Regions from separate parts of the Homo sapiens genome. Here regions 1 and 2 are each linked to region 3. A link is a contact called in ENCODE Hi-C or POLR2A ChIA-PET data. All regions are on one chromosome and are shown on one strand. Each heading gives the region's core, a stretch centred on a gene start or an enhancer-like site at or near the end of the contact. The rest is flanking DNA. Distances are from core to core; before and after follow the strand shown.

The links. Hi-C counts contacts between places; a loop is a spot of excess contacts on that map. ChIA-PET counts read pairs that join two places held with the same protein, here RNA polymerase II (POLR2A). Pooled maps may share reads with other maps.
Region 1: a loop to region 3 is called in a map of B cell, with 20 times the contacts of the local background. The contact joins the promoter of LPGAT1 here to the promoter of LINC00467 in region 3. A Hi-C loop is called at or near these places in 1 of 168 maps with a recorded cell type or tissue (B cell), 1 of 37 single-sample maps with no recorded cell type and 8 of 50 pooled maps.
Region 2: a map of Caco-2 shows a loop between it and region 3 (14-fold over the local background). The contact joins the enhancer-like site here to the promoter of LINC00467 in region 3. A Hi-C loop is called at or near these places in 3 of 168 maps with a recorded cell type or tissue (Caco-2, MCF 10A and ascending aorta), 4 of 37 single-sample maps with no recorded cell type and 18 of 50 pooled maps. POLR2A ChIA-PET finds 5 or more read pairs at or near these places in 1 of 52 experiments (GM12878).

What each region holds. Positions count from the first base shown.
Region 1 is chr1:211,829,513-211,832,499 of GRCh38, reverse strand. It overlaps LPGAT1 (lysophosphatidylglycerol acyltransferase 1), which reads left to right and starts at 1,737. Exons shown (of 8, transcript NM_014873.3): 1 at 1,737-1,927. It overlaps LPGAT1-AS1 (LPGAT1 antisense RNA 1), which reads right to left and starts at 1,539. Exons shown (of 6, transcript NR_135820.1): 1 at 1,460-1,539; 2 at 1,088-1,244. RefSeq lists a silencer at 1,553-2,312.
Region 2 is chr1:211,651,810-211,654,865 of GRCh38, reverse strand. It overlaps NTRAS (non-coding transcript regulating alternative splicing), which reads right to left. Exons shown (of 3, transcript NR_131925.1): 3 at 244-822. Among named protein-coding and RNA genes, the nearest start is that of NTRAS, 14 kb to the right of the region's middle. Within about 2 kb of position 1,310, at least 2 of the 41 ENCODE cell types and tissues checked have a DNase peak (open chromatin) inside an H3K27ac peak, as active enhancers do.
Region 3 is chr1:211,380,996-211,384,229 of GRCh38, reverse strand. LINC00467 (long intergenic non-protein coding RNA 467) reads right to left here and starts at 1,475. Exons shown (of 6, transcript NR_026761.2): 1 at 1,305-1,475. LOC124904504 (a long non-coding RNA gene) reads left to right here and starts at 1,486. Exons shown (of 2, transcript XR_007066868.1): 1 at 1,486-1,637; 2 at 1,832-3,234. LOC107985259 (a long non-coding RNA gene) reads left to right here. Exons shown (of 2, transcript XR_001738447.1): 1 at 1-959; 2 at 1,276-1,404. RefSeq lists an enhancer at 1,293-1,362.

The sequences.
Region 1 (2,987 bases), core at 488-2,987, 450 kb before region 3:
CATGAGAACACATATGATCAAATGATTTAAAATTATGAAGGGTCTAGAAGAGAATGTGATCATCTCAGAATACCTCTAAGTCAGGGTTTCTTAAAGCAAGGTCTGCATACTACTTGCATCAGAATCACCTATGACGCTTTTTAAAAAGCAGGTTCTCAGGTCCACTGGACCTAGATTATTAAAATGTTCTGGTATGATGCTGAAGAATCTGTCTCTTTGGTAGACACTTCAAGTGTTGTTTTTGTACACTAAAGAGCCAGAGGTCCTGCCCAACCTCTGGCTCTTTTCTGAGCCTGAAAATGAATTCTGGGCCTGGTACTAATTGCATTTCATCAAGTGCTGCTGTGTCTGGTCCTCTGGCAGATGGTCCCTGATCCAGGAATCACGTGTAAATCCCATTGTAGGTTATCTCTCTCCAGGTGTCAGCCAACGTTTACGCAGCATGTGGGAAAGCTGAATTGCATGGACCAGATGGAATCCTTAGAGTTTATTCTTGATTGTGGAAATAAATATGTACCTCACCTATCTTACTGAAGAATATAATGACATATTTTGAATAATAAAGTATATATATTATCTCTCTCATGAGATTTATTTAAAGATCTTACTACCTTGTCAATAAAGAGAGAATGCAAGGAATAGAATGGGGCATATCTTTCCTTCACCTGTGGACCTAAGAGGAACTGAAATTAGAGAAAGTTGAGAGTCCAGAGCAAACGCTGTGATGAACATTTTCAAAATAGGCAGAATAGGTGGCATTCTGATTCAAATATGGCAGTTCCCTAGGGAGTGTGAAATCTGCCCTGCCCCATCCCCTCCATTTACAAATGTGCTTAAGGGACATAAGGTTTTATAAACAGGATTTTTAAAAACTAAAATTTAGGCAGATCATTTAAGAATGCTCAAGGGGGTAGGTCAATGGACTATTTCTCTATTTTCCTTCAGGTGGTCCAGCCTTTGAACCAGAATGCAGCTATAGTATCCCAAGTGACGGGGTCTGTCTAGGAGTTCCCATGGCCACTGTTTTTTGTCTTTTCGGTTTTTCTTTTTATGGCGGGCGGGGGAGGGCGGGCGGGTGAGTACTTACTTAATGCCAGGCACTTGGTTGTTTTTTCCTTCTTGACTAACCAGATTTCAGTTTCTCTGTGTAGACCATTCATTCCCACTGAGTTTCTTGGTGGGGTGGTGGGGGCGGGGGCGATGAATGGGAAAGTGGAATTGCCATTAATGTTCCAGCTGCTTTCCTGAAACAAGACTTTTGACCGTAAAAAGAATGAATTTGAAACTCTAGACAATAATACACTGCAGAGGTTAAGAAGAAAAGCCATGAGTGCAACCGGGTTTCATTAAGAATGAAAAGTGGACATTTAGCCGTCAAGGAGACAGGTTCCTAGTTTGGGCAGAGAAGAGAGCCCTAACAATGAAAGGCGGCCGTGTTGGCTGAAAGGGGGCTCTCAACTGAAACCAAGGCACTCCTGGGGTGTGAGGATGGGTGTTCATTCCTAGATCTTTCCGAGCGGCCCTTTCCCTCAGTATGTTCTGGACTCACTGAGGTCCTGGCCGAGCGTCCAGGTAGCCCCGAGGGCCCCGACTCGCTGGCGCAGGGGTAGGGGGAGCGGGCCAGGCGGGGCAAGCGGGCCAGGCAGCGGCGGCGGCGCTTTCATTAGAGGGCGCTGTGGGAGCGGCTCCGCCGCAGTCCCGACTCCCGCCGCTTCCTCCCGCCGCCCCTCCCCGCCAGTCCGGGCGAACGCGGCCGGGCCCTTGGGGACCGAGTCTCGGCGCCGCCGGGGAACGGGCGCGGGCCGCGCCACAGCCGGAGCGGGGCAGGGCCCCGCCACCGCCTTCTTCCGCCGGCCCCGCCGCCGGCCATGCATTCTTCCGGCTCCTCTGACTCCCAAAGCCCCGGCTGGGGCCCGGCCAGCCCGAGGTAACCTCCGGCTCCGCGGTCGCAGGCCCCAGAGCGGCAGCGGAGCCGGGCCAGGGGAGGCGCTGGGGGCGGGGAAGGGGGTGTCGTCGTCGCGTGGCCCGGGGAGGCGGCAGCGGCCTGAGGGACGAGGGCGCGGTAGGCCCCGGGGAGGAGGCGGGGGCGCGGGGCATCCGCCCGCCTCCCCGGGACCCGCCCGGGTGACAGGTCCGGCCTCTGAGTCCCCGCCGTCCCTCTGTCCGCAGGCAGCCGCGAGGGGAGTAGGGCGCCAGCGCGCCCGCTCGCGCAGCGCCTCGGGCCGCTTGGGCCGCCACCGCGTCCATGACCGCGACCCCTCGGCGGGGGACACCCGCCCCCGCTCTCCGCAGCCGCCCGCCGTCCGCGCCCGCCGAGGTGAGCCCGGCGCGCGGGCCGCGCCCGCCGCCACGACCCTTCCACATCCGCGGAAACCGCTGCAGGCTCCACCGGCTCCCCGCGCTGCGGTCGCCTCTTCTCTGCCCCTTTCATCATCCCCTGCTTCCTTGCCCTCTGGTCGGAAATCTCATTCTCTTCATCCCCAGTTCCTTGGCTTTTACCTCTTTCTGGCTTTTGCTCCCTTCCCCCTACTCCTGTCCTTCCTCTTTTTCGCATTATAACCCCCTACTTTCTTCCTCTCACCTTGTAAGCTTTTTTTCTAGGCCCCCCATTTTTTTTCTTAAAAAAAAAAGGGAAACAAAAACCCTATTGCTACAAATGAGAATTTTGAGGGTAACTCTTCGCTAGAGCCAGAGACCTTTTAAAGGAATGCATCGGTGTGCAGGAATCGTGGTGGTGAGGAGACTGAGGTCCTCAGTATCTGGGAAATCTTATTGAGGGGACCCTGTTTCGGTCATGTCACTTGTGTCTTCAGTTTGGAGATCCTGAGGTTGTCTGAAGCGAGTGGATCTATTTTTCTAAGTCCAATAGACGACCGCAGTGAGACACGGTGCGGGGACGGCCACCGATTACTGAATGGGAATTGTGTTATCATTTGCTAAATATATTGTGACATACTTCGTGCCTCGGTGAACAGCTCCCTTGACCT
Region 2 (3,056 bases), core at 61-2,560, 270 kb before region 3:
GCATTTCCTCAAAAGCCCAGGCCAGATGCCCAGTACCTTCAGGCGGTCCAGTGTCCCCCACCCCCTAGAGCCATCTCATTCAGGACTGCCCTCCCCTGAAACGTTTTATGTTTCCAGAAGACCCTTCTCCTTCCAGGGCAAAGCCCTTTCAGTTAGGCAAGCTAGTTCCCTCAGTGACTTAAGATAAGGCTGTCCTCCTAGGCTGGACTTGGGCTGAATGCAAAAGGCGACACAAGGCAGCTGTTTAAAAAAGAATGAAGCAAATTTATATGCACCAACAAGAAGAGATTATTGCTCATTGTGACTTGGTGGCTGGGAAAATAAGGATCCCTATTAGATTGATGGATTTCACACCAAGGAGGAGGATAGAACCAGCCCTCCCAGAGGGCTGTGCTTGCTGCAGGCTAGCTGATGAGACACGTGGCTTACTTTACCCCTCGCTCAGCCCCAGCCTCAGCCTCCCTCCCTCTACACAGGGAAGACAGAGGTCAGCTGCTGAGGGCCTCCTCCATGCGAAAGGTTGCATTCCACCCGGCATTCAGAGGGGCACCCTCGCTAACCTCCATGGAGGCACCTTGCTTACATTTCTGACACCACAGCCACAGCGACAGCTCTGGGGCCCTACAGCTCCCCTCAAGCTGCTGAAATCCCAGACAACCAAAGCTGCTCATCCCTTGATGCCCTACGACCACCCAGCCAGGAAACAAATCCCCCCTCCTCCCACTGCCTGGACTCTGAGACAATCTCTGGCCATCTTGATGCAACAGAGTGTTCCATAATCATAGTCACACGTTCACAGGAAGTGTTCACAGATGATTCACTCTATTAAAAAACAAAACAAAACAAAACAGTTAAATCATGAAGTGACAACATCGTTGTAAAAAGTTCTAACAATATGGAAAGTATATATAGTGAAAATTAAAAGGTAAACATTCCTCACCCATTAGCCTAGTTTCTATCTCTGCTTTCGGAAGTAGCTATTAACACTTTGGTGTTTGGTGGTCCTTTCTAGACTCTGTGTGTGTGTGTGTGTGTGTGTGTGTGTGTGTTGCGGGATGGGGATAGAGTGTCTCTGTGTATGGGGGTCTGTGTGTGTGTCTGAGTGGATCCATCTGAGTATGTGTATTTAAAACACACGTAGGCTGGGTGTAATGGCTCACACCTGTAATCCCAGCACTATGGGAGGCTGAGGTGGGCAGATCACTTGAGCTCAGAAGTTCGAGACCAGCTTAGGCAACTGGTGAAACCCAAAAATGCAAAAAATTAGCTGGGCGTGGTGGTGTGTGCCTGTGGTGCCAGCTACTCAGGAGGCTGAAGTGGAAGGATTGCCTGAGCCTGGGAGGTGGAGCCTGCAGTGAGCTATGATTGCGCCACTGCATTCCAGCCTGGCGACAGAGTGAGACCTCATCTCAAAAACAACAACAACAACAACAAAAACACACTGGGAAAAATAGGATCTGAATACATGCACTATTCTTTAATTGTTTTTCCAATTAAAAAGAATCCTTTCTTGTTGGTTTAGATAAATAAACCTTTCTTTTTCAGACAGCTGCCCTGTGTCATCATTTACCTTCATCCCAAGTTCATTCTAGAAGGCAGCTTACCTTGAGTCTTCAGGGAACTAGCCTGCCTAGATCAGCCAGAAAGGTGGAGAGTCAGCTTCCACCTCAAGAACTCAGGGCCTGGCAGCCGAGATGGGCACACATCTTTGAAGCCCTTACTTATTCCCACAAAGCAGTTAATCAGCTCCAGTCACAGAATCACCGGTCCCAGTGCTATCCTTAAGAATCTCGTGCTTAAGGCCAGGCTCGGTGGCTCATGCCTGTAATCCCAGCACTTTGGGAGGCCGAGGCGGGTGGATCACTTGAGGCCAGGAGTTCAAGACCAGCCTGGCCAACATGGTGAAATGCCGTGTCTACTAAAAATACATAAATTAGCCAGGCGTGGTGGTGCATGCCTGTAATCCCAGCTACTCGGGAGGCTGAGGCAGGAGAGTCACTTGAACCTGGGAGATGGAGGTTGCAGTGAGCCAAGATTGTGCCACTGCACTCCAGCTTGACCAACAGACTGAAACTCTGTCTCAAAAAAAAAAAAAAACAAACAGAAAAAACAGCAACAACAAAAAACAACCTTGTGGTTGATTAACTGCAGGAGTGGTCATAACATAAAGAAGACCCCCATTAGGGTGTGGCCCCAAAGCACATGCTGGGGGGACCCCACAGCGGTTCACTGACAGCCTCAGGGCTTGCCAGAAATCTGACCCACACCTCCCCTCAGCTCCCTCTCAGCGCCGTGTTGGCCTGCCTGCTGCCAAGACAGGATCCAGGTGGTCCCTTCTGGGGCCCAAACTCTGAACACAGAGAGCTGAGATACCCTGGCTTGGACACTCACCGTTGCCCTGAGCCTGGCTTGCTTGTTTCACCTCTCTGCGCTTCAGTGTCCTCATCTGTGCAATGGGGATGTTAACAATGGCAAAGATCAAGAGGGAATACGCCATAGGCAAGGACCTAGAACAGTACCTACTTACAAAGTTATTTCACTTGGCTTCAGGAGAGATTTAAAGTGGCTTATACGAATACATGGTTATAATAAAATGCATATGTTAAAAGCAAGGAGGAAGAAGACAAGCTAGGGTGAAGCCAGGGATCAGTCCTGCATGAGAATTAGACATGATCATACACTTACCGTTGTTGGACCACAAATCTGTCTCTAAGCTTCCTAGTGGCCAAAACAAAAAAGGGCAAATGGATAGTTATGCCCTAGAGGCCTGTAAAATAAAGGCAGTTCACTTGCTCAGGTAATATTGAACCACTCTGGATGCTAAGGCAAGGCTTTTCTCCTTTGCGTCCTTAGACAAGGGACAGTGTGGTAGAAGGAGCGTCCTCCTCTGTGACATCTGTGAAGTGTGTGCCACCCCTTCTCACCTCTACCCTCCATGTAGCCTGCTGGCATCACTTGAAGCTCAAGTCAGCAAAAGCTATTGTAGCTGGGAGAGTAGTTTTCAAGTATGTTCATGTGTTTCTCTCTTTCTCCATTCTGTATATTTGCCTCTTTCC
Region 3 (3,234 bases), core at 226-2,725:
AGTACAGAGTTATCACTCCTCTCTCTGAAATTAGATTTATAATATTTTAGTGACCTAGCCTAACCTTAACATTTTACAGATGAGTAAACACATCTAGCACTTTTACCTGATTTGTCCAAAGTTGCTCTTATACAATTTGTATTCTGTGCAACTGAGATGGGATTTATCTGCTATTTTATGTGGCCTTTTTATGAAGGCCTTTTCATGTTTCTCCTTCAGGTCGGAACTAAACCTCAGAGTTCTTCAAAACCCCAATTACCTTTATTGTCTTACATAAGCTAGCTGCCCAAATGTTTGCTGAGAATAGTGATAACCATTGTCATATTGAGGTAGAGGAAGGGGGCTGGTTGGTGGGTACTGGTTTAGGGGTACTTTTTTAAGGAAGCATGAGCACATTTTGGATATGCAAAATATTATTAAGTTTAGAGCTTAGATTTGGAAAAACAACACTTAAGCGTCTGTGTAAGGAGAGCTCTGAGAAAAGGGTTTTCAGACAGAACCCAAATTTCTCAAGAAGAACCCTCTAAACAGCATTAAGGAAAAAAATTCCTCTGTAGAAGCAACTAAGAAAAAAAGGAATACTCAGTATTTGGGAAAGAGAAAGGAATGAATGATAACAACACCAGATTGAGTAAGCTACACAATAAATCCAAATTTCAGCCCTACCACATCCAACCTATGTTGCCTTGAGCAAATTATTAAACTTTTCTGTGCCTCAATTTTCTCATGTCTGCCTACTTAAGGACTGCGTGGGAAGATTAAATAAAATGCATGTAAAGCACTTAGGTCAGTACCTTACTCTTAAGGCACTCTTAAGGGTTTGAGAAGGAAGGGAGGGACGTTAAGTGGAATGGTCCTTGGTACATTTTTGTTCCGCGGCAGTAGGATTCTGAAACAGAGGACATAATTACAAAGAAAGTTGGAGTAAGAAGTGGTGGTGCGGGCATCACATTTTCCTGGTGAGTATCTGAGGGCCCATCACAACTGTAGGAAGCGGAAGGGCTAATAAGTGTCAGGCCAAGAGCACACCCTCCAGGGTGCATCTGAGAAGTCGGCGGCCGTCGAGTATTAGCACTTAAATACTACGAGAGCTTTCATGACAAAGGACACATCTTTTGGGGAAACTCAGAGCTTGGGAGCGGCCTCATTAGCGGGGGACCGGGCAGAGGGGGGCTACCAACAGTCCCCTCGGAGTGACCGAAGGGAGATTGAGGAAAGAGTGAGGTGGGAAGAAAATGGCGGCGCGGCTTCTACCGGTTTGCCTTCACACTCTAGCCACAGCCCCGGCTGGAACGGTCACTTACTGGAAACTGCAGAGAAACAACCTGTTTGGTCCGACTTGACAACCTCAACCGGACCGAAGGTGCTGAACAACCAGTGCGGCGAGCGCCGCGAAACCCAACGCCCGACCGCGTAGGGAACGTCACAGCGCGCGCACGCGCAACAGTCGACTAGAAATGTCCGGCCTACGCCACAGAGCGGGGCGGGAGCGGAAGCGACTCTTCCGGTCGCGGGAGCCTTAGGCAAGAGCTGCTGGACTGGAGGGAGGGAGGGGAGGGGAGGGGAGGGGCGCGGGGACTCAAGCCACGGTTTTTGTGTCCGCGGCTGCACCCCTCTCGAAGCGTTTTCACGCACATGTGAGAAACCTCACACCCTGGGGCCGATTTCTTTAGTAGATTGGCGCCCAAATGGCAAAGATTTCCAGGGATTTGTTTGGGATTCCATATTTTTGTAGATTTGCCGAGATTGGATACTAGTACAATATTGAGAATTCCCGTCCAGCAATGTGGCTATTTTTTTAAATTAATTCAGTTCTCCCTTTGTTTTTCAGGTAAAGCGTTGCAGTTCGCTTGGTGTTGTGCGCATTTAACATTTTTTCATAGCTATTTTTGTTATTGTAGTTTGTTTTTACTAATAGACTATTAATCCATTAGTATCCTTGTATAAGAATGGCTTTTGATTGTTGATCTATCTGGACACTTCACTAAACGTTCGTATTCTAAAAATTTGACAGGCAGTCCTCTTTGATTTGTAGGTAAGAATTTATCTGTAAAGAACAATTTTGGCTTTTCCCAAGAATCCAGTGCAACACTGAATAGTAGCCGGAGGTACTTATTTCTTACCAGGAGTTATTTTGGATTGCATCTTAGGTTTCATTCAAGATATCTTCTGCAGGTTTATGGTGTGTGTGTGTGTGGGTGTATAGGCAAATTATGTTCTTTTCGTAGTTTACCATATCGGTTTTTTTTTTAATCAGCAAATGACTAAGTTTTACCAAGTATTTTCAGTATCAGTCTTTGAGATGATTGTATGGCCTTTTTTCCATTACTCTACAATAAAATAACTACAATAATAGATTTTCTAATGGTGAGCCAAACTTAGAATCCTGGTATCTTATTTTTTCAATATATTGCTGGATGCAATTTGCTGTGTAGTTAATTTTGGATTTTCATGTATGCACCTAAGTTAGATTGGCTTATGGTTTTCTTTTGCTGTCCTTGTCTAGTTTTGGTATCAGGTTGTGCTAGGAGTCAGACAGGTTAACTTATTTTTGTATGACCTGGAATAGACATAGCATGTGTGAATGATACATTTCTTAGGTTTTGAAGAACTCATCTTTAAAGCCTTCTGGGTGTGGTGCCATCTTAATGGATAGTTTTGTTTTTTATATAGCGTCCATCGTTATTGATACCTAGAATTTTTTCTTTTGCTTCTTGAGAAAATTAGTTTTTTCTAGAAAAGTATTGGCCGGGTGCGGTGACTCACGCCTGTGATCCCAGCACATTGGGAGGCCGAGGAGGGCGGATCACGAGGTCAGGAGATCGAGACCATCCTGGCTAACACGGTGAAACTCCGTCTCTACTAAAAATACGACAATGAAAAATTAGCCGGGCATGGTGGCGGGCGCCTGTAGTCCCAGCTACTCAGGAGGCTGAAGCAGGAGAATGGCTTGAACCCGGGAGGCGGAGCTTGCAGTGAGCTGAGATTTTGCTACTGCACTCCAGCCTGGGGGACAGAGCGAGACTCCATCTTTAAAAAAAAAGTATTTCAGCTATATTTTCTAACATTTAAAAAAATCTCATATTGTTCTCAACCATTCTTATATATTCTTATATATATATTCTTATATATTGTATTGGAGTCTTTTTCTTGATCATATTTATCAAACCAGCTTTTGGTTTTATAGATAAAATCTGTCTTAAAAGTAATTTCTCTTTCATTAATGTATGCCTT